2 separate regions of the Homo sapiens genome follow, and region 1 is linked to region 2. A link is an interaction called in ENCODE POLR2A ChIA-PET data of the cell type or tissue named here. Cell type or tissue: PC-3. All regions are shown on one strand. Links, peaks and the distances in the headings refer to the core of each region. The heading gives the core; the rest is flanking DNA. Region 1 has its middle 11 kb from the start of VAX1. Region 2 overlaps SHTN1 (shootin 1).

Region 1 (2,919 bases), core at 173-2,672, 170 kb before region 2:
GATCTGCCCGCCTCGGCCTCCCAAAGTGCTGGGATTACAGGCGTGAGCCACTGCACCCAGTCTCTTTTCTTTATAAATTACCCAGTCTCAGGTCGTTCTTTATAGCAATGTGAGAATGAACTAATACAATACGCTTATTCTTAACATAGTGGAAATTAACTCAAATGTTTTAAAATGAAAGAAAATTCAATGACCAAACAGAACCCAAAACCACACACTGGATTTGGCTCAGGTTTTCAGCCTCTGCTTTAAACTAATCCATGTCGTCATCTTGGAAGATGCTCAGAGTTATTGTTCTGTGACGTGACCTATTTGTGTTTTTCCTGCGGCCTTGGTGCCTCAGAATGACAGTAATGGTAGATATTGCAGAGGGGATATGTTTTTGGTAACAGCACATGGAAAGTCACCTACTCCACCTTTGGGCCAGCTTGTCTAAATACCCAACTGCAGTCATATAATTTACAGAGCCTGGTGACTCTACCATCAAGCATGTAATCTCTGCCTAAGCACCCAACTCCCTTAGGCTTACCATGTGTGATCACAGAATCTGAGAATGTTAGAGCCAGGAGGACCCTTGGGATCACCCTGACCTGCCTCCTGCTTCAGCAAGAAAGTGAAGGTCACATGGGGTAGGGTCTTGCCTGGGGTCACTCAGCTTTTCAGTGACCCACTTGGAGCAATAGCATAGCCTCTTAAACCTCTGACTCTATTTTCTTCCCCTTTTCCTGTAGCTTCCATTTACAGCTATAAAATAATTGTCTTTGCTTCAACTCCACATCTTCCTCAGAAAGGGTAGTCCTCTGAGTCACTGGGATTCCAAGTCATGAAGGGCAGTTTGAATGAGTGGCCAGTACTGTGGTATACTTATGGCCGAGGTCAAAAACAGGACCAGCAGAATGCCGAATCCCAGGAATTCTTATACAGCAAACCAAAACTCCCCCTTCCTGTGCACTTTCAACTGATTGCCTTCTGTTTCCTTCACTAGAGAATCACAAAGTCTCCCTTTTACTTCTAAAAAAAAAAAAAAGTGGCAAAACATAAAAGCAAGCAAAATAATTTGTCCAGATTAAGAACACAGTGGGAAGGCCAGGCGCAGTGGCTCATGCCTGTAATCCCAGCACTTTGGCAGGCCAAGCCAGGCAGATCACTTGAGGCCAGGAGTTCAAGACCATGCTGGCCAACATGGCGAAACCCCATCTCTACTAAAAATACAAAAATTACCAGGCATGGTGGTGCACGCCTGTAACCCCAGCTACTTGGGAGGCTGAGACATGAGAAATGCTTGAACCTAGGAGGTGGAGGTTGCAGTAAGCCAAAGTCATGCCACTGCACTCCACCCTGGGTGACAGAGTGACTATTTTACTATTTTACTCACTGTGACTATTTAAAAACATTTCTGAAGTGGCAGCAGCAACCAAGTAGCTGAATGGAAGCAAATTGTCCTGCTCTAGACCAGGGAGATCAGACACCTTCCCAGCTCTGAGCTCTGGTAGGCAGGGCACTGGGAAGGTGTCTGACCCCTGCACCTCTTTAGCTGACTCCTTCTGTAAAAATGGTGAATAGAGCTTGGTTGGCCCACGAGGCAGATGTCCTCCTCCTTCCTGCTTCCATCAGCCCAGGGCTCAGGGTCCTGCCCAGAAACAAACAAACAAACAAACAAAAAAACACCTTATGACAGGTGACCACAGCCAGCCACAGGCTCCTTCCAGAGAGCCTGCATGGTATTTGCAACTCAGTCTTCAGTGGTTGATGTTGGAGCAGTCACATAACATCGCCATAAATAGCTTCTGAGCTCATCAAATGCCACCACCACACTTCGATATTTAATCCCTTACAAAAGCTGTTTATGGTTCTGTGTACTCCTTTTCATGAACATTATACCTTAATTTTATTAGCTTTTTCTGAGAATTCAAACAGATTAAAGAGGCTCAATTTTCCCTTCCAGAAGTCATGCTGATTTAATTAGTTAATGTTTGTAAAGCGCTTTTGAAGTGGGAAAGTGCCACAGGAGAACTAAGTAGTAGTATTTAGAAGTTACTCAACACACTTTATATTAACATCTCCTGTTCCTAAATGCCATCCCTCCTTGCTCATTGTAGGGAGATGGGGGTGTTCCCACCATTGCTTCATTCCTTGGAGACTGTTTCTTTCATTTGGATCACATCGGGTTCCAGAGCCACTTACAGCCATCTGTGACCCTGTGACCACAGGTCTCTGCTTCTGTTACAGCTGAGAGTCTTGGCAAACTCTTAGAACAAATGCTTTCTCACAAATAGCTAATAGTCTTTCTGTTTTCTTCCCCCCTTTTGTAAATATTAGCGAGTGCCCACCATGTACCAGGTATTCCCCTCCCTCTGGGTCTTCTTTTCTTGTCTGGGCTGATGGTTTTGCTGAGAGATCTTGGATGGGTCATTTCATCTCTGCTTTTCATCCCTTTACCTGTGTTTCAGGGGAGCCAACACAAAATACCTGGGGATGAAAATATGCTCATGCTCAGTTCTGTATTCCTTCATCAAACATCTCACCTTGGACAGCTTTAAGTAGTGAACCAAGGAAAGTCCATGTTGCTTGCATTGTTTTCACATGGGTATAGTTCTGCTCTTCAAAATTACGGTGTTGGGGGATAGAGCTCAGTGGTACAACAATCGACTATAAAATTGCAGTGACTTCTCCTTTACTGTAAAGGAATAAGGTGTCACATACATAATTTTTCTGAGTTTGTTTTATGTTACCTCTGAAATGAGTTATGTGCTTCTCTGCCTTCTTAAACGAAATGCAATGTAATCTTTTAAGGGTCACTTCCTGAATATCCACTGCCACACTGCATTCTACTGCATTCATGCCCTCAAGAGCACTTGAGGTTGCAGTTACTTGTATCCAACCAAAGTGACCCCAGAACCTGATGCTTTTTTGAGTCAG
Region 2 (2,919 bases), core at 244-2,743:
CAAATTAAAGTAAGACTCCTTTTGCCATGGTTAATTTGATGTAGGGAAATTTAGAGTGAACAGAGGAAGCAAAAAAATAAATTGCAAGGTATTTTTTCCTTCCACATGTCTACTATCTTTGTCCCCAGGTCATGAACCTTATCAATGGGAGGCGGCGGTGGATGTGATTCCTTTGGGCAGGATCTTTTCCTGCCCTGTTTGGACTCTCTTGCGTTGAGACAAGTGGTCTGACATGGTGCTCTTCAGGGAAACCAGTTGTTCAGAGGCTGCATGGTGTAAGAAGCTGCTATAGGACATCCATGCTCTCTCATCTCCCTGTCTCATGCTCTACACAGCAGTGTGTCTGCTCCATTTCACAGAGGAAAGAACAGTACCCCAGGGCTTGAGTGAGGTTCCCAGTGTTACACAGACCATGGCAGAGTCTAGATTCAAACATGGGTCTTCTGAGCACGATGTTCTTTTAGAAGCAGGTGAACAGTGGGAGCTTATTGACTCTTCTTCTGCAAAGGTCCTAACTTTATTCTAATTCTGTATTGTTAGTGCATGAGTTTTCCACAGCAAATTATCAGACCCGATCCTTTTCTGGGTCATTTATCTTTACCAGCTATTGGTTTGTGTTGAAAAACTGAAAGTTGAATATAAGTATCAAATCAATCTTATGTCAAAACATTCACATGTGTTTGTATATGTATGTGTGTACTTGTATATATACATATAGATTCTGGCATAATGCATCCCAAGGATAAAAGCAGGAAATTTGGGGCAGGGGGAGTGGACCCATGTTTTGATGGATATTTTCTCTTTTTTTTGCAGTTCTTCCATTTTAGGAAAACTGCTGACTCTTTTATGTTTTTTTTTTTTATCAGTGACTTTGAGAATGGAGTCAATTTGTTTGAGTTTATAAGGAAAGCTCTTTTGAAGGGAAACCTTTTTATTGAATGCCTTCTGAGTACTGGGGTATAAAGAAAAATATATGAAGGTCCTACTCTTGAGTAAAACCACTCTAATGAGGACCTCAAATAAGTTGACAAATAACCACGATCAATTATGCTGCTCTGTGAGTGCCTAGAGCATGGCTGGGCAATGGACAAAGAACAAAAAGACAAGGTTCCTACTCTTTTCCATGTGATAACTTTTTACTAGCCTTTAATGCTTGCCTTAATAAATGTCACTTAGGTTTTTCAAAGTCTTCTCTAACTCTCTCACAAGCAGAATTTATTGCTTTTTTGGTAATAAGACATCTGCATATTTATGTATGTATGTATCACATTTATCAAGCAAAATTTATTGTCAAAATATTAGAGTATAAGCAAATGATGTGGGTTGCCTTCAAATGTAAAAACAGCGAGTTTTTTTAACATCAAGATAAATGGGGATTATGGAAATGGTGCTACTTGCTAGTTTCCATTATTTTTTGCCCATTTTCTAAGTGGACTTAGCAGTATGTGAAAAAGTAAGAGCCTATCATACTGAGGTGAACAACTCTTCAAATTTATATTTTTGGGGTATAGAAAAATAGATGACTATATATTTTGCAATCAACCAAATAAAATGGTTTACTTTGCTTGTGTAGCAATCACCATATTCAAATGTTAGTCATGCCTCCACAATTGAAGGGCATTCTCTTATGACTCACTCAGGATCTTTATCATAATCGTTTGGGTTTTTTTCCTATATGGGGGGAAAGCGTCATTGAGCTTTGAATGGAATAGCTTTCATGTTTCTCAGAGTGGTGGGGGTGGGGGTGTGTGTGGAGTGTGCGTAAAAAGAAGGAAATCTGTATAATAGAAGAATGTCTGCCTTTAAATAGTAAGTATTTATGTTTAGTATTATGTTCTGAGATCAAGTTTTGAAATGCATAAATGTTTAAGTGGCTGATTAGAAGTCGTTTGGGTGAGCTACTGTAACAGTGCATCAGGCGGTTCTGTCAGCTTGCCAGGAACAATGAATGAAAAGAGAATGAGACAGACACTTTCCAAGACTTATGTTTCAAGAAGCAGGATATATGATACTGTTTGCATCTTGGCTCAGTTGTCTATTGTTAAAATTTCTTCCTCTTGTGTAATATTCAGAGATGAAGGTCTCAAAGTATTTTATTTTTTAAAAAAATCAATAAAGAAGCCACTTTAAAGAGCAAGATATGCATCCATTATGCTAACTGTTCATGCATAATACATCCACATACATGCAGTTTCTTTGAGACAGAGTGGCAAGTGGTTGTGCCAGAGAAAAAGTAATTACTTAGCAGTTTGAAAGTGAAAATGAGTCTCTTATTAACAGCAATCTATCTAGAAACAAAGAGCAAGGATCTCTGTTCTGATGACATGTGTTTCCATCTAACACACAATACCTAGAATTTGGAGAATGCTGCAAGACAGCTTTGAGGGCAGCTACCACTTCTTTTTTGCCTGTGAAAATTGGAGGGAAAGAACTTTGAATTGGAAGAAAGAAGAACACCAAAAGAGAAAGAGAGTGAAAGGAATTCCATCCTAGTGGGAATGATTTAATGTGTTGTATTCTTTAGGGATAAGAGTGTAGAAATCCAGAAAGCACAGTTCTGGCCAGACTTACATAGGTGGAGCAGTAGAATTGTCGACTACTATTAAAAATGAATTGATGGTCCTTTCATTGTATGCCAAGGATTCTTAAACAGGTAAACAGGTAAAGTACACACAATTCTGATGCTGGGCATGTTTAAATCTTTAACTGTTGTAACTGGACATTAATGAACTTCAAGAAAAATGGTGTAGCATTAAACTTCTTCAGACTTAGTGGCGTTGTAGGCTCTGCTGTACGTTCCTTAGGAAATGGGTACATGTTTTGTTCAGTTCTGGTTTGGCAGTATTTCTCACATTATATCGGGTGTCCTTATGAATTGCTTACTTCATTTGTTGATCTTTTGTGGTAGATCATAAGTTT

The links. Peaks named below come from ENCODE experiments on the same cell type or tissue, not always from the same donor. Only the 100,000 strongest peaks of a DNase experiment are listed, where the experiment ranks them.
Region 1: POLR2A ChIA-PET joins it to region 2 with 5 read pairs; 2 of 35 experiments call an interaction of 5 or more read pairs at or near these places.

What each region holds. Positions count from the first base shown.
Region 1 is chr10:117,147,453-117,150,371 of GRCh38, reverse strand. No RefSeq gene overlaps it. Among named protein-coding and RNA genes, the nearest start is that of VAX1, 11 kb to the right of the region's middle. In PC-3, for the core only: no CTCF peak of the experiment used is centred there; no DNase peak of the experiment used is centred there; H3K27me3 peaks cover 1,024 bases.
Region 2 is chr10:116,973,590-116,976,508 of GRCh38, reverse strand. All of the region lies in intron 2 of SHTN1 (shootin 1), which reads left to right. Among named protein-coding and RNA genes, the nearest start is that of SHTN1, 30 kb to the left of the region's middle. In PC-3, for the core only: no CTCF peak of the experiment used is centred there; DNase peaks (open chromatin) are centred at 1,658 and 1,938; H3K4me3 peaks cover 1,560 bases; H3K27ac peaks cover 1,992 bases.